2 separate regions of the Homo sapiens genome follow, and region 2 is linked to region 1. The links are chromatin loops, found by intact Hi-C in ENCODE. Cell type or tissue: heart right ventricle. All regions are shown on one strand. Each heading gives the region's core, and the rest is flanking DNA. Links, peaks and the distances in the headings are about the cores only.

Evidence for each region. Peaks named below come from ENCODE experiments on the same cell type or tissue, not always from the same donor. Only the 100,000 strongest peaks of a DNase experiment are listed, where the experiment ranks them.
Region 2: it touches region 1 in a loop (2.5-fold over the local background); 4 of 110 quality-filtered maps call a loop at or near these places.

The regions. Positions count from the first base shown.
Region 1 is chr17:9,268,435-9,278,390 of GRCh38, reverse strand. The region is part of intron 7 of STX8 (syntaxin 8); the gene reads left to right. Among named protein-coding and RNA genes, the nearest start is that of NTN1, 250 kb to the right of the region's middle. RefSeq lists an enhancer at 4,890-5,391. In heart right ventricle, for the core only: no CTCF peak of the experiment used is centred there; a DNase peak (open chromatin) is centred at 4,600.
Region 2 is chr17:9,222,133-9,230,132 of GRCh38, reverse strand. All of the region lies in intron 6 of NTN1 (netrin 1), which reads right to left. It overlaps LOC124903923 (a long non-coding RNA gene), which reads right to left and starts at 3,599. Exons shown (of 2, transcript XR_007065614.1): 1 at 1-3,599. RefSeq lists enhancers at 1-251, 1,830-2,330, 2,831-3,381, 3,382-3,933, 4,486-5,037 and 1 more. In heart right ventricle, for the core only: CTCF peaks have their summits at 4,249 and 4,465 (motif pointing left); no DNase peak of the experiment used is centred there; H3K27me3 peaks cover 312 bases.

The DNA.
Region 1 (9,956 bases), core at 846-8,845:
CGCAACCTCCGCCTCCCGGGTTCAAGCGATTCTCCTGTCTCAGCCTCCCGAGTAGCTGGGATTAACAGGCATGTGCTGCCGTGCCCGGCTAATTTTGTATTTTTAGTAGAGACGGGGTTTTCTCTATGTTGGTCAGGCTGGTTTCAAACTCGCGACCTCAGGTGATCCACCTGCCTCGGCCTCCCAAAGTGCTGGGATTACAGGCGTAAGCCACTGCATCCGGCCCTAAAGTATGTTTCAATCCCTCTGTCTCCACTGCCACCACCCCATTTCATGTCACCCTCTTACCCAGATGCTGGGATAGTTCTCTCAAAGAGGTCTTGTTGGCTTTACTTGGACCTGGACACCATACCCTCCGGTCCAGTCTCCACACTGTGACATAAATGACTGTCTAACCTAAAGGAGATATTGCCGCTCCCTGCTTAAACCCTTCACTTGCTTCCCTTGTACTTAGGATAAAATCCAACTCCTTACCATGGCTTCTAGGGCCCTGCAGGACTTAGCCCTGACACTCTCACCAAATTTACCTTGATTTCTCTCCTCACTGGCCAGTTCTAACCACAGTGGGTTTCTTTCCATTCCATGAATCCCTAGCTGCTCTGTGCTTCCCACTCTGCCTGGCTTTGGCTGGCATGGTCTTCACCCAGCTTTATTTACTTTTAGATCTCAACAGATCACCTCATCAGAAAGCCATATCTGACCACCCCATTAAAGTAACTGTTGTCATAACATCTTGTTTATTTCCTTCTTAATGCTTCTCTATGATTTGTAATCATTTTATTGTGTGGTTGTTTGAATGTCTGACTCCCCCATTAGCCTGTCAATTCCTCAGGCACAGGTATCATGTCTATCTTGACCCTTGTTGTATTCCCAGAACCTAACATGGTACCTGGTACAGAGTTGGGTAGAAGCAGATGGAGGCTGACTGGCTTCTGTGTATTCAGCCTAGATGCCTTCATGAGCCATTGAGACCCTGCCTTCACTCATTGAGACCCTGCCCTCACTCATTGAGACCCTGCCCTCACTAACCTTCACCCACTATCATTTCCAGCTATCCCTTCTCTTATACCTCCATCCACACCCCGTGCTCCAGAGAACTTCAGGTCCTCTCATTTGAGAAATAGCGGTAGGGACATTCTCCAGAGTGACAAGGAAGTTAACCAGAAAAGGATGTGTTCCTTACTCATTTTTAAGTCATGAAGATGTTCATCCGCATTAAACCTACTGACGCTGTAAACTCTAGATTTGAAATAGCCATGGATGTTAAAAGGTGATTCTGGCTAGGCACAGTGGTATGCACCTGTAGTCCCAGCTACTCCAGAGGCTGAGGCAGGAGGATCGTTTGAGCCCAAGAGTTCAAGGTTGTCGTGTGTTAATGATCACACTTGTGAATAGCCACTGCACTCCAGCCTGGGCAACATAGCAAGATCTCGTCTCTTTAAAAAAAGAAAAGGTGGCTGAGTGCAGTGGCTCACACCTGTAATCCCAGCACTTTGGGAGGCCGAGGCGGGCGGATCACGAGATCAGGAGTTCGAGACCAGCCTGCCCAACATAGTGAAACCCCGTCTCTACTAAAAACACAAAAAAATTAGCCGAGCGTGGTGGTGGGCACCTGTAATCCCAGCTACTCAGGAGGCTGAGGCAGGAGAATGGCTTGAATCCAGGAGGTAGAGGTTGCAGTGAGCTGAGATCGTGCCACTGCACTCCAGCCTGGGTAACAGAGCGAGACTCCATCTCAAAAACAACAACCAAAAAAAAAAAACAAACAAATAAACAAACAAAAACAAGAAAAGCTGACAAAAAACTAATTTTGTTGATGTCTTAGATATCTCAACAGTGGCCTAAAAGTTCTAATTTCGGAAGTGATGGAGATCCTTTCAGTCATCTTGCTGATGACCCAAAATTTTACAATTAGAAATGTATTCCTTGAGTCAAAATCTGTCCCTCGTTTAAAGCACATACATCTGTAGCCTGGGATATATATTAATTAAACTTTTGTTCTTTGGGACATCTTTTGGTTGGGGAAAAAATGAAACAGAATCACTCACATTTCCACAAAAAAAGATGGGGTTACTTTAAAGAAACATGTTCCCTTCGTTAGGAACCAAGGCAGACTTGGTAAGCCTGCATCACTCCTTATTTCCTAGTCCAACTTCAGAGAAAATAATCCTTATCCAGCTCAGTTGCATGTACTGGACCAAAATCACTCAGGGGCTGCTGGCCAGCCTGTGGATCGGCTGAACTTGCCCTGCATGCCCAGGGCCCTATGGCTTGATGGGTGGGATCAGGGGGTAGATAGAAACCGCAGCCACCTTGACTCACACCTCAGCCAGAGCTCTGATCTAAAAAGATCCCATTTGAAGGGGCTGTAGGCACACCATGAAGCATGACTGGAAAAGCCTTAATAATAAGATAAGTGAGTGTTTATTGAGCATTTACTGTGTCATTGACATTATTGCAGCACATTATATATACGCTACTGTTATCCCCCGCCCTTTTTTTTTTTCTTTTTTTTCTTTTTTTGAGGCAGAGTCTCACTCTGTTGACCAGGCTGGAGTGCAGTGGCACGATCTTGGCTCACTACATCCTCTGCTTCCCGGGTTCAAATGATTCTCCTGCCTCAGCCTCCCGAGTAGCTGGGATTACAGGCATGAGCCACCATGCCCGGCTAATTTTTGTATTTTTACTAGAGACGGGGTTTCTCCATGTTGGTCAGGCTGATCTCAAACTCTTGACCTCATGATCCACCCACCTTGGCCTCTCAAAGTGCTGGGATCACAGGCATGAGCCACTGCGCCCAACCTGTTATCCCCATCTTATAGGTGAGGTCCAGATGGGTTAAATGGCTGGCTCATGATCACACAGATGGGAAGTTCAGTAGCTAGACAGTCTGCTCTCCAGCAGACTTACACCTCTAAGTAAAGAGAAGTTGCTGGTGTATGTAAATAGGTAAGGGTGGGAATAGTGGAACTCCATTGACCAGGGAGAAGGCACTAAAGGAGAGACAGAGAGCAGCGATGTCTCCCTGCGTCAGTGAAGCCAGCCCTTTACTTAGAGGCGATGGGGGAAAATAGGAAGGCAGAAGAGCTCCACCTAGGAGGTAATAGACAAAGGAAAGAAGTTCCCATGGACGCTTGGAGTGAAAGTGGAAATATACCAAGGAAGGGACCCCAGAGGTCTGGGTGAACCACTCAGCCCTGGGAGGCCGGAGCTCAAGAGGATGGTTGCGTCATCAGAAGCAAAAGAAGTGGAAGTTGTAAAGAGACCCTTAACTTGAACAGTCAAGTAATGATGATTTTGTTGGTTTCTGTGACTTAGAGACATCATAAAGAAATTGTTGGGCCAGGCGCGGTGGCTCATGCCTGTAATCCCTGCACTTTGGGAGGCCAAGGCGGGCGGATTACTTGAGGTCAGGAGTCTGAGACCAGCTTGGCCAACATGGTGAAACCCCATCTCTACTAAAAATACAAAAATTAGCCAGGCATGGTGGTGCATGCCTGTAGTCCCAGCTACTTGGGAGGCTGAAGCAGGAGAATTGCTTGAACCTGGGAGGTGGAGGTTGCAGTGAGCTGAGATCACGCCACTGCACTCCAGCCTGGTGACAGAGCGAGACTCCGTCTCAAAAAAAAAAAAAAAAAAGAAAAAAGAAATTGTTGTATTTTTGAAGACTTTGTTTATTATTATTATTATTATTATTATTATTATTATTATTTTTGAGACAGAGTCTCACACTGTTGCCCAGGCTGGAGTGCAGTGGTGCAATCTCGGCTCACTGCAAGCTCTGCCTCCGGGGTTCACACCATTCTCCTGCCTTAGCCTCCCAAGTAGCTGGGACTACAGGTGCCCACCAACACGCCCGGTTAATTTTTTGTATTTTTAGTAGAGACAGGGTCTCACCGTGTTAGCCAGGATGGTCTCGATCTCCTGACCTTGTGATCCGCCCGCCTCAGCCTCCCAAAGTGCTGGGATTACAGCCTCCCAAAGTGCTGGGAGCCACCGCGCCCGGCCTGAAGACTTTGTTTAAACAAATGTCTATATCACTCGTGAATTTGGGTTTTTTGAAGACTTTTTTTTACTGCAGGAAGTTATGAACAAAGCCAAGCTGATGATCAAATCCTTTCCAGAACAGTGGTTGAGATCTAACCTCCACCCAAGCCAGCAAGCAGGTAACAGATCTGGGCAGGAAGGCATTATCTGTACCTTAAGAAGACCAAGTGAGGTTAACATGCAGAGGGGAGGGATGGCAAAGCCAGAGTAGGTGGCACATTTGACACTTTTCATAAGAAAATGACTTTCTTGTCTGACTTTTTGGTAGAAAATTCTCATGAGTAAGTACCGGTTATGGTCATTTCCCCAGAGCTAACATGAGACTGTAATGACTAAAATGTGGATTGTGATTCAGTTATTCTAATCTTATATTCAGTACCATTCAACAAGACTGGAAAAGAAGCACCCCTTTATATCCAGGAAACTGTCAGAAGGGACCACTGAGAGCAGACGGCAGAGCATGTTAGACTAGACAGCAACAGAGCCGCTGCATTGAGGCCTGCCACGCAAACACACGCCCACTCCCAAACAGCTTGGATTTCCAACGTGAGACGGGAATGCGTGGGAAATCGCCAAGGCAGAAAGGCCTCAAGCCAATTCTGCAATTAGCCAATAGCCTGTACTGGCCTCCACATTCGTTTAGATAAATTTTGAAATCATCAGCAAACTGTGGAGCTAGATTCTTTCTTTGCGAAGACAAAGTCAGACAGTGTTAACCTGCGTAGCGCCATGAGGAAAGGATGTGGGACGAGCTCTACTTCCCACCCCCGGCAGGAGCTGAATCATTCTGCAGGGACACCCCTGGCTGTGTGTGGCCTGGCGTGGTCCTCGCTGGCAGTGGGGAGAGGGGTCCCTGCTGGGGGTGGAGACTGGGTCCAGGACCTAGCAGCCCTACCTCGAGGCCCTGCTTCCAGGCTCACCCCCATCTTAGTTAAACCTGCAGAGGGGATGTTAATTAGCAAAGACTGGCGCTCAGGGAGTTGGGGGAGCTCTTAGCCCTCTCCCTTCCAAGAAAGATGACCTTTTGGACCCAAAAAGGAGAATTGGGCTCCAGTTGCTCTCGTTCGAGGCACTCGGAGTGCTTCCCACGTATCTCATTTATCCTCATGACACCCCAGAGAGGTAAGTTTGTTTGAGGTTTATACAAAGTTATGATTATGCCTATAGATTCCAGTTCCTGCCTCTATGTCATTCTAAACCTCGGGTCTCATCCCCATCTCACTTTTCCTAACATAACTAAACCCTTCGGGGAATGAAACGTCTCAGGCTTTCGCCTCGCCAAAGGGCGGTTTTCCCCCTTCCTTCTTTGTTGTTGTTAAGTTTGATTTATTGCTTCGCATTCTAGCCAGGCTCGATGGATGTTCGGAATATTATAAATAATGTGGATTGAAAAGATTGTGCTGAAATGTTTATTGCGTTCTTAGAAAGAGAACAAGGAATGGCGCGGAGAGTGTGGCAGTGGGGAAAGAGGGGCGTGAGGAAGGTGGGAAGACCCATCCTGCTCCTAGGATATTTTAGTGTGTCAATAAAAGACAGTGCTCAGAAGGGAAAGAACTTATATTGCAATCATGCTATCAAGAATGCAGAAGTGTTCCAGCGGGCGTAAAGAATATACTTCAAGAATGTAAGGACCATAAGGAACTAATCATTAGACATTCTCTGTCTCATTTCCTCACCCACGGTGTTCGAAGAAAGCCAGCAATGGAGAGGTTGTCTGTGCTTTAAAACTAGCTCGCTGGCGCGCTAGCTTCGGGGTACGCTCTGGGATGGCAGACAGCTGTGGCTAGCTGTGTGTGAGTGAGAAGGCACCCCCTTGTGACTTATTTTGCACCTTACAATCTGGAATCTTTGTTCTTCAGGTGCTCTAGAAATATAAATGTTATCCAAGGTTGGGACCCCTGATGCGGTGGAAATAAATGCCACACTGGCTCATGGGCATCCAGAGATCACATTTCAAGCTGAAATCCTACCAGCCACTCCCTGCCGGGTAGTTATCTGGTCCTTGTTCCTTCTCAGGGCATTTCCTCGGGCTTCTGTGAGGAAGAAGGCAGCGTCCTTAGTGGCCAAGGCCATCTGTGTCAGCCTGATGTGACACAGCAAAGCCCGGCAATCTGGCAGAGATCATTCTTTGAATCCCTCTCTATTCTAAGCAAGAGCGGTCATTTGGCCACCCCAGCTGCTGCTGTTGGTCCCACACACCCCCTCAGAACAGAACCGTCTTTGTCAAGAGGAAATGAGGCTGAGGGATATTGGCGTGGGTGTGGATTAGGACAGCAAGAGGGCTTTGTGTCAAACACATCCCAGCCTGCTCCACTTCTCGGGGTGCATCATCAGCAGGGACAGTCACTGGGTACCTGCTTTGCCCCCAGGACAGTGACTTTCCTTCCAGCTAGGGAGCCCTGGCCCATTATCCGTACTTATAGTCGCCAGAGAAAGCCACGGTTTCTTCTATCATGGTAACAGATGATATTTTATTGTATGGTGTGAAGAATTTCTTCAGCACCAGAGGAGTCACATGGAGGCTTGTTAAAACAGGTTTCTAGGTAGGACCCTTGAAGTTGAATTTCTTTCTTTCTTTTTTTTTTTTTTTTTTTTGAGATGGAGTCTTGCTCTATAGCCAGGCTGGAGTGCAGTGGCACAATCTTGGCTCACTGCAACCTCTGCCTCCCCAGTTCAAGTGATTCTCCTGCCTCAGCCTCCCGAGTAGCTGGGACTACAGGTGCGTGCTACCACGCCCATCTAATTTTTGTATTTTTAGTACAGATGGGGTTTCACCCTGTTGGCCAGGATGGTCTCGATCTCTTGACTTCGTGATCCACCCACTTCGGCCTCCCAAAGTGCTGGGATTACAGGCGTGAGCCACCACGCCCGGCCGCATTTCTTTCTTTTTTGAGACAGGGTCTCACTCTGTCACCCAGGCTAGAGTGCAAAGGCGCATCTCGGCTCACTGCAACGTCCGCTTCCTGGGTTCAAGCGATTCTCATCCTTCAGCCACCTGAGTAATTGGGATTACAGGCACATGCCATCACGCCCAGCTAATTTTTGTATTTTTAGTAGAGACGAAGTTTCACCATGTTGGCCAGGCTGGTCTCAAACTCATGACCTCAAGTGATCCGCCCGCTTCGGCCTCCCAAAGTTTTGGGATTACAGGCATGAGCCACTACGTCCAGCCTGAAGTTGCATTTCTAACAGTCTCTTCAGTGATCTGTGCTCCTGGTCCCACGTCACACTGTGAGTTGCCATGCTGTAAACACAAACATTTCTGTCGTTAGGTGATTTTTGGTAATGTCTTGAGAATGTCTCCCAATAGAGGGTGACAAAAAGTTACAAGGAATGAATGAAACATGAACTGAGGCGATTTGATTCAATACAAAATGGGCCCAGTTGTCTGAAATTGTGAGTCTAAAATCATCTGTGATAGGAACCCATGAGCATCTGGTAAAATCCCATCATTTCACTACAATGCAACTCTGTTCATTTAATTGCAAAGTAAATACAGAACATATTCTCCTAGAATTTTAAATTCATATCACTAATGGAGAATATATTGATTTTGAATTTAGCAATACCAACTGGACTTACTTTACTGGAATGCTTTACAGTTCTTTAAAACCACTACTCCTTGATTACCTATTCTATTGATAATTTGTATGCTTTCATTCGTTCATTTCTTCACTCATTCATTCATTTCTTTAACACATATTTACTGAGCACTTACTATGTGCCAAGTACTGTTCTAGCTGCTGGAATATTCCCATGTTAACTACCATCAAGTAAGAAAGTCCTTTGAGACTGGGCACGGTTGCTCACGCCTGTAATCCCAGCACTTTGGGAGGCCGAGGTGGGCAGATCACAAGGTCAGGAGATCAGACCATTCCTGGCTAACATGGTGAGACCCTGTCTCTACTAAAAAATACAAAAAAAAAAAATTAGCCGGGCGTGGTGGCGGGCACCTGTAGTCCCAGCTACTTGGGAGGCTGAGGGAGGAGAATGGCGTGAACCCAGGAGACGGCGGTGCTTGCAGTGAGCTGAGATCGCGCCACTGCACTCCAGCCTTGGCGACAGAGCGAGACTCCATCTCAAAAAGAAAAGAAAAAAGAAAGTCCTTTGAAATTCCTACTGCTGACTGCTCATATTCCAGGTATTAAGATATTTGAGTCTAAGCTATGAGCTGCTATCCAATCAACAAAAACATAAATATATGTTGCATATGTATTATGTGAGCTCTGTGCTAGGCACGAGAGGAGACACAGACATTGGAAACACACGGCCTGTTATTTAACCCCAAAGAATTTATGGGCCATCGGGGAAGGTAAATCATGAATCCAATTAATTGTTAGTTTAACCAAATAACATGTTAATTTCTGTACCGCATGTGTTTAGTATACAGAAGCAGCATAGAAAAGCAATCCTAGGATTACCCTGGGCATGGGGGAGGAGGTGTCCCTGAGGAGCGGGTGTTTTCAAGCTGAGGCCTAAAGCTAGTGCTGGTGTGCTGGGTGCAGAGAAGCTGGCAGAGGGCCCCAAAGCAGTGTGAACGATCCCTGCCAAGGCACAGAGGTGTGAGAGAGTGTGGCATGCTCGGAGTGGGAGGCCAAGGTGGGAAAACTGGATCATTTCGTTAGGAATGTGTCATAATTCAACTTTTTAATGTTGCTTTGAAATGACTTCTGAAATCTCTGACAGACCATGTTTAATATAAGCCAGCCAATATTGCAAAGCCAAATCTGACCTTTTGGGTTGTCTATCTTACTTTTTTCCAGAAGAGTGGATAAGCAGAAGGTGATGACATCATTTTAATATTATCCTCAAACACCTTTTATTATTTGCACTAGCAGCAGACATTGGAAGGGCAGATATTTTGTGTTCTTTGCATGGCATGTGATACACACGTCCCTGGTATAGGCTTGAACATGCTAATATGTAACCTCTGACACTCAGCTGTGGCCATCAATCTGCCTCTTTCCAGGACGGTGTCTTGAGGGTCTGTTTAAGCCCTTACGCTGGAGCGTCTTAAGGGAAAGGGAGAGGAGAAGGACGTGTACCCCAATCACCTTATCCTCAGAAGTGACGCTCCAGATGCAATCATTTCCCAGTCTTTCCACTCTGCCACAGTGACTCCTTGGGCCTCAAATACTTCTTTTTTTTTTTTTTTTTGAGACGGAGTCTTGCTCTATCGCCCAGGCTGGAGTGCAGTGGCGCAATCTCGGCTCACTGCAAGCTCTGCCTCCCGGGTTCACGCCATTCTCCTGCCTCAGCCTCCCGAGTAGCTGGGACTACAGGCGCCCGCCACCATGCCCAGCTAATTTTTTGTATTTTTAGTAGAGACGGGGTTTCACCGTTTTAGCCAGGATGGTCTCGATCTGCTGACTTCATGATCCGCCCGCCTCAGCCTCCCAAAGTGCTGGGATTACAGGCGTGAGCCACTGCACCCGGCCTGGCCTCAAATACTTCTACTGATCCTTCTTGCTGATAGAATCCATGCACAACAGCTTTTACGCCAACCATGTTCTAGAATTGATGGCTTGGGATCTTGTCCACTTGTTTTCAGTAGGCTCAGTAGTGACATTGTTGAATCTGCCCACATTGCCTGCAGGTCTGTGTCTCAGAGCTGAGTCGGGGTTGAAGAGCACCAGTTCTGGCTCTGAGTTTTTACTTAGGAATGCCAGCTGTTTGCTGCCACACTAACAGCCAACTCCGAAAATGGCAGCCTCCCTATGTGAAGGACCACTTTTAGGGATCCTCAGATAATCTGCTGTTCACAGGAGGACGTCTTTAGGGTGGTGAATTGTTTGGGGATAGTACTGAATCGGGGGGACATCACTGCGGCCTCATCCCCCAAGATGAAGGACAGGCTCTTGCACTGCAGAGTGTGAATACTCCTGTTTGCATACCATGTGCTCGGGGTC
Region 2 (8,000 bases), core at 1-8,000, 47 kb after region 1:
AGCCCGATCAGGAATAGCCATTGACTCCAAGGTCAAGAAAAGGAGAGAGGGTGCTGCTGAGGGGGAAGAGTCCGTCATTTGCTGAGAGGCCCCGTGTCCCTGAGGCTAGCTGGAGACAAGAGGCGGGAGTGGTGAGACCCTCCCCTCCCCGGCTCATCTGATTCCCAGCCTGAGCGACTGGACAAGGGCTGAGCCAGGACCGGGATCCATCCACCACCGCCCACCACACACTGACCCACATCAGCTCCATAGTGAGCTACGGTCATTCCCACCACTGCCTCTTCTCTATGCCTGCCTCCATTGCCAACTAGGTCTCCCCCCTCACCATCAGGGGTCTTCCTGGAAGCTTCCTCGAACACACAGCCATGCCCATCACCAATCCACCTCTGGACCACCACCCGCTACCACCAACATCCCTGCCACTATGCCCAGTGCCTCTGCTCCATCATCTCGGACATCCCCAGCACCACGGTGCCCGCTCCCGCCTGTTTGCCCATGAAGATGTCTCTGTGGTCTCTCCTCCAAGGCTCATCCAGAGTCAGTGGCCCCGATGGGGTCCCAGTTCTTGAGTGTTCTAAAGGACTGCCGCGCCTACTCCTGCTGCCAAAGCCTGGCCTCCCGGGTGTGGGAGAGAAGCAAGGTCTCAGCCGTGGAGTACCTAATCCCGCGCAGAGTATTTTATCTTGTTGAGTCTCAGCGTCCTATTGACAGGAATGAAAATCCCTCCCTCACAAGGTGTGTGTGGAGATTAAATAAGGATGAGCATCAAGGCTGTGATGTGCCCAGTCCGGGTCCCAGCAGCGGGAGGGAATAGTTGTTGGCTGGGCAAGCCCTCTACTTGGTTTCCACTGGTTCTGGAGGTACCGGGGCACGCAGACGGTATGGTGATGCAAATCAGAATTCTGCTCAGGTCCCCAGGCCCACTGCTTCCACGGACCCCCAAGAGAGCACAGTCACACACACACAGTCTCACACAGTCACAAACAGCCACAGTCACACACTCACAGTAACACAGTCACACACTCACAGTCACAGTCTCAGTCACACACACAGTCACAAACACAATCACACACGCATAGTCACACAGCCACACACCCAGTCACACAGTCTCACACAGTCACACTTACAGTCACAGAATCAGTCACACACAGTCTCAGTCGTAAACACAATCACACACGCAGAGTCACACAGCCACACACCCAGTCACACACGCAGTCACACACAGTCACGAACACAATCACACATGCGTAGTCACACACAGACACACTCTCATACACAGTCACACACACACACACACACACACACACACACAGCTGAACAGATCTGGCTTCTCCCCACAGATGCCAACAGAACATCCTCCTTGAGTTGTATCCTCAGAAATCATCCTTGTGGGATGTCAGGCGGAATACTTGAGACAAATCGTCCTGTGAGAAGCATTTTGATTTTTCCATCTGGTGGTGCCAAAATGTCTTTCAACAAAAGGGTGACTAATAAACATTTCTGGGAACGAATAACTTTTCCAAGAACTGGCAGAAGTGAGATGATCTCACCTTTCAGAATGTGAGCTCTCTGTCTCCCCCTCTTTCTGAGTCCCAGGGAGTAGGAAGAAGCCAGCGGCAGCACCCAGGCCACCTGAGGCAGGGGATCGGGGCGTGGATGGGAGCCCCCGCGTGTCCACGTGAGCTGGAGGGGTCAGAGTGGCTTCGGCACACAGATGCAACTGATGAGGCCAACACCAGCCTCTCTCCAGCCTCCCTGGGCCCCACACTGCACTGAACGCCCCCGCTCTTACTCTTCTCCCGTTTCCTCGTGCTATGCCTAGCTTCTTGCTTAGAGACCTTCCTCCCTCCACCGAGGAGCCCTGCTTTGCCCAGTGAGCACTGGCTACTCAGGCTCCCTCCTCCAGGAAGCCTTCCCACCCTTGCCCCCTCTAAAGAATGGGCCACACCGTGTGTGTGCCCACCTCAGGCTGCAACCCGGCCACACCCCCTCCTTCTGTGGCCCTTGTCTGTATGTCGGTCTCCCCTCCTAGACTGTAAGCTCTCTGAGGGTCAGGACTGAGCCTCACACAGATCTGCAAGCTCAGCACCCAGGGCAGGATGGGGCCCACAGCAGGTGCTCAATGAACGAGTGTGGAGGGGAGGCTGGGCCAGGACTTCTCGGGATGTGCAGTGCTGTGATGGTGTGTGTGTAATGGTGTGTGCATGTGTGATGCTGTGTGTAGTGGTATGCGTATAGTGGTGGGGTGTGTGTGTGATGGGGTGTGTGATGGGGTGTGCATGTGTGCGATAATGCGTGTGGTATGTGTGTAATAGTGTGGGATAGTGTGTGAATGTGTGTGATATGTGTGTGGTATGTGTGCCTGTATGATAAATGTGTGAGTCTGTGTGTGATAGTGTATCTGATGTGTGTGGTGTGTGTGCGTGTGATACGTGTGTCTGTATAAGTGTGGTGTGTATATCTGATGTGTGTGGTATGTGATGGTGTGTTTGATGTGTGTGCGTGATAGTCTGTGTATCTGATGTGTGATGGTGTGTGTATGCATGCGTGTGTGATGTGTGTGTGTGATAGTGTGTGTGCCTGTGTGTGATGGTGTATCTGTGTTTGATGTGTGTGGTGTGTGTGATGGTGTGTATGTGCATGTGTGTGTGCTATGTGTGTGACTGTGTGTGACAGTCTGTGTATCTGATGTGTGGTGTGATGGTGTATGTATGTGTGCATGTGGTGTGTGTGCCTGTGTGATAGTGTGTGGTGTGTGATGGTGTGTGTATGATGTGAGTGTGACTGATAGTCTGTGTATCTGTGTTTGATGTGTGTGGTGTGTTTGTGATTGTGTATGTGTGTATGCGTGCATGTGGTATATGTGCCTGTGTGATAAAGTGTGTGTGTGTGATGGTGTATGTGATGTGATGGTGTGTGCATGCATGTGGTATGTGTGCATGCGTGTGTGGTATGTGTGCCTGTGAGTGGTGTGGACGTGAGCACAGCGGTTGTGTGAGACGTGGGAGGCAGCGCAGACAGGAGGAGGTGAGGATGGAACAGTGGAGCTTCTTCCCAGGAGCACGGGGACGGGATGGGAGGAAGAGGTTGGAAGGGAGACGGGAAGGGAACAGGAGGAGGCAGAGGGGCTCCGCCAAGGAAGCCTCTTGGCTTGGTGGGGTGTGAGGCGGGGCCTCGGGGGGCGGGGCTGGGATGCTCCAGTTCCCTGGCGGTGGTTTCCGGGGCTGTGGTTTCAGGTGTGTGCTGTGTGACCGCAGGGCAGGTGCCTCCAGCAGGGCCTTGCTCCGCCTGTATCTGAGCTGCCCCACAGGATGCCAACTGTGTGGTGAGCACGCACACACACCCACGCTCACTCGCCGCCTCCTCGCAGAGGAAGGGTCCCTCCAAGGTTGGGCTTTCCTGAGAAGCTGGCAGGAATCGCGAATATGCTTGAAAATAATAAAACCTATCTTCTGGAAATAACTGCTACCCACTCAGCCTCCCTGGCGGCTCTCCTCCAAGCATTTGTAAGAACAGCCGGATCCCCTAGAGGGTAACAGAGGACTGAGTGCCCCAGGAGAGGGCGGCCAGGTGACCTGAGACAGCCTCCCCACGAGACCGCCTCCCCACGAGACCACCTCCCCACGAGACCACCTCCCCACGAGACCGCCTCCCCACGAGACAGCCTCCCCACGAGACAGCCTCCCCACGAGACCGCCTCCCCACGAGACCGCCTCCCCACGGCCCCCACCCCTTAGACACGGTGCCTGCTGTGGGCGGGGGGCACAGCCAGGGTCTCACTTAGAAGGATATCATGTGCCCTCCACTACACCTCCATGTGACAGATGAGGAAACCGAGGCCCCGGCGGCGAAGCTCCCTGTCCACAGTCACACAGCAAATTAGGAACCTGCGTCTCCAGCGCTCCCTTCGGTCCTGGGGTCCCTCCGATATGAGTGGCATGGCAGGGCCTTGGCACTGAGGCCCCCCCCCGACCCCAAATCCCTTTGCCTTGCTTCGTGCCCTTAAGCCTACGGGAGCTGGGCTCTGGCTCTCTGTAAGCGTGTGCCCGAGAGAACACGGGACAGGGCCGGCGCCCCGAGCCCACAGGCCCCTTCTCATGGGCCCCCACCGCCCCAGCCTTCCACCCTCTGGCCGCTGCCCAGGTCCGCGGAGCCCCAGACCCGCGCTCTTCAGCCACACGAGGGCAAGGTCTGCGAGGCCTGGAGGAGGAAGGGGGTCCGGGGCTGCTGGCAGCCGGGCCTGCTCTTCACCCAGCAGGGGCAGCAAACCCCAGGTTCTCATTAGCGGCTTCTGGAACATCCAAGTGCCCTGGGTGAAGGAAATGTGTTTCCTAATTGGCCCCCTGCCGGGTGTCAGTCAGAGAGCGGGGATTATGCAGCCTCCGAGGGAGCCCCTGCCCGGCCCGCCCTGGCCCGCCCGGTTTGGCGGCCTCCCCTGCTCTCTCATCCCCAGGCCAGATCCCTCCTGCCCTCCCCCTACTGGTCACCTTCTCCCTGGGCTGGCCCAAGTCTGTGTGGGAGGGACACCCCCTTACACACCTTCTCAGGGGGGCCAGGGGCCCAACACAGGACACATGGGAGATTCTCCACAGACGCCAGCAGAGCCCACTGGAGGCCTTGCCTCAGCCTCAGAGAAACCCGTGGGCCTGGCATTGTCCTCAGGGCCCCCCGCCAGCCCCTGTGGGGGCACTCACTCCTCTATGACCAAACACACTCCCCGAGGCCCTGCCACCCCACCCCGCAGGGCTCCTCTGAGCCCTCCGCAGAGGCCCGTGAAATCCCTTTCCAGACATTGTTCTTGGCCTGCCTCCTGCCTGAACACACAGGCTGAGCTGAGGGTGGGGAGGACTCCCCAACTTTTTATTTATTTTTTTTTTTGAGACAGAGTCTCACTCTGTTGCTCAGGCTGGAGTGCAACGGCACGATCTCAGCTCACTGCAACCTCCACCTTCCAGGTTCAAACAATTCTCCTGCCTCAGCCTCCCTGGGATTACAGGTGCACACCACCACACCCAGCTAATTTTTTGTATTTTTAATAGAGACGGGGTTTCACTATGTTGGCCAGACTGGTTTCAAACTCCTGACCTCGTGATCCGCCCACCTCTGCCTCCCGAAGTGCCCCCAACTTTTAAGTGACCACAAGAGTCCCAGGAACAGTCCTGGAACCAGAAACACCACACCACCCCCAGGACTGAGGAATCACAGGGAGAGTGTCAGTCCTGGCTGTGGAGTCACAGGCTTGGAGTGTGGTGAGGAGGACATGAAAGCTAGTGGTGCCAGAGCCCCAGCCCCCATCAGCTCCCAGGGGGGATCCCACTGTGCCCCCCCACCCCATCCCCACCTGCTGTTCCTCCAGCCTTGTCTTGCAGCAGAAATGTGGACAGCTGGGTGACGCGCCTGGGCCATGGGTGTGGGGGCAGGAGCCGGGTAACCACCATTAGGTCTAGAAAGGTGAGCACACAGGGCTGGCCCGCAGCTCTCTGGAGGAATTGTGATGGGAAGGAAAAACTCAAGGAAGGCTGCTGTGGAAGGGGCGGGAGGCTGGGCCACTCCCTGGCTGGGTAACTGGGCAAGTCATCTCACCCAGCCAGGCCCGTGTCACTGCCTATGACCCAAGCAACCTGAAGCCCGCTGTCCCTGCTACCTGCTTTGCTGATAACCCATGAGGGAGTCGGGTGTCGGGCAAAGGGAAGGCTGAGTCAGGGAACAGAGGGTCCGATGGCACCCTGAGGCTCTGCCCCACCCTTCCCCGCCCCAAGAGAGATGCCCCCCATTGCCCAGGGCGGCCACAACAGGGCAGGGCGCAGGGAAGGCCTAAGGGGCTCCTTCGAGTCTACGAAAGGAGGGTGTCAGGTTCGGCAGACAGAGAGGGGCTGCCTGAAGAGAAGAGGTGAGGGGCCAGGAGAGCTCTGAGGGGCCAAGGTGCCCCCTGGAATATTGTTGGGGAGGCAGAATTCACTGGAAGGAACAAAGTCAGAGGACAAGAAAACCAGGTTGAGTCAAATAGAATCCAGTGGAACACAGGATCAGTTTTGGGCCCTTTTACAAGCCCCATTTTCATGATTTCATGATTAAAGAACAGAGCAGAGGCTGTGGGTCAGTGCCTTCCTCCTTGCTCCCAGCTGCCTCTCCACAGTGTAGCTGCTTAAAGAGTTCTTCGAGACTAAAACCAAACCAAATAGGCGATCAAAACAATCCATTCCCCAAGCAAGCCCACCTATTCCTCTCCCTTCCCCTCCTACCTCCTTGCCGAGGTTACCCCTAGGCCTTGTGCAGGGAAGGATGGGGAGAGGAGAAGCACAGGGCTTTCCCTCTGCGACCCATTAACTCCTCTGGGCCCACCGCTTTGCTAGGAGGACAGTGCTGCGGTGCCCAGGTCCAAAGCCTAGGAAAGCTACAAGAGCCTTGGGCGTCCTGCTCAAGTCGTCATCTCACAAGAGGGCTGCCTAGGGGAGTGGAGAGAGGCCTGCCCCATGGCCCACCTAACAGTCCCCAGGGGACACTGAAGACCCAGGGCTGGGAGGATGCAGTCCCTGCAGCTCCGGGGCCATATGAGCTCCTTTCTTTCTTTTTTTTGAGACAGAGTCTCACTCTGTCGCCCAGGCCAGTCTGGAGTGCAGTCATGTGATCTCAGCTCACTGCAACCTCTGCTTCCCAGATTCAAGGGATTCTCCTGCCTCAGCCTCCCGAGTAGCTGAGATTACAGGTGTGCGCCACGACGCCCAGCTAATTTTTGTATTTTTAGTAGAGACCAGGTTTCATCATGTTGGCCAGGCTGGTCTCAAATATTCACCCTCAGGTGATCTGCCCACCTTGGCCTCCCAAAGTGCTGGGATTACAGGCGTGAGCCACCACACCCAGCCCTGAGCTCCTTTCAAAACAACCCAGGGCCCCTACTTTCCTGGCTTGGAGACGCACTTCCTTTATCTTAAAGTAATTGCAAGTTTCATTTCTAAATCTAGGTTTATTTTCCCGTGGGAGGTGGAAGTTTCTGCACTGCCCTGGGATGTATACAGCTTAACGCAGCTTTTAGGAATTGACTGTAGACCCCTGAAGGGCCTTGAACTTTGATGCCCATAGCCTGGCAGCTTCTGAATTGATGCATAATACCTGCCAGCTGCTCTTCTTCACCCTGTAGAAGGCCAGAAGGCCTGTGGGGAATGGGGCTGAATTACTGGGGTCTTACCCTGGCTTCAGTGTGTGCGTAGGGAGTGTGCGTATGAACTCTCTCACATACACACACACACACAATAAACGAGAACATTTTAGAAGTTCTCCAGATTCCTTTAGATACCTTTGGGCCTCGTCATTCATTTCACTGTGCTAAAAGGTCCTGACCACTGTCCTTATTAAAGAAGAAAGCCTTGTTCAAGCAGCTGGCCCAGTTAGGATCTCCATGAGGTCTGGGTCCCAGGGTAGGGCTGCCGGACCCCCACGGGGTCAGGGAAGGGACGGAGCTCAGATTCTGGATAGTGAGGCCTCCTCCACAGGTGGCCTTCGCTTCTCACCCCTCTTCTTCCACCGCCGTTTCCTCCCTCCTCCTCTTTCCTCACCAGCTTCCTTTGGACGCAGAGGTCACTGTTTGCTGGGAGCCTGTTAGGCACCCGTGCTCTGTCCTCCCCGTATACACTCAGCAAGTGGCATCATCTCCATCTTACATATAAGGAAACTGAGGCTCAGGTAAGCAATGGGACTCATCCCAGATCCCCTGAGAAGCATATGATTAGGACAGCCTTGGGAAGCTGAGCAGAACAGAGAGGTCGTTCTGCCTTCCCAGAGGTGGCCAGGAGGTGCTGGGGCTGGCAGGGCCACTGAGGGGATAGGGGCTGCACCTCCTGGGGTCAGTTAAAGATGGGACAGGAAAGATGGGCTATGTCCAGCTGGAGTGAGGAGGAGGACGGAGGGAGGTGGGCAGATGTGGACTTTCGTGGGCCCAGAATTGGGGGGCCAGCCCCAGGCTCAATCCCTGGCCCACCAGGTCAAGGAGAGGCCCCGTGCTA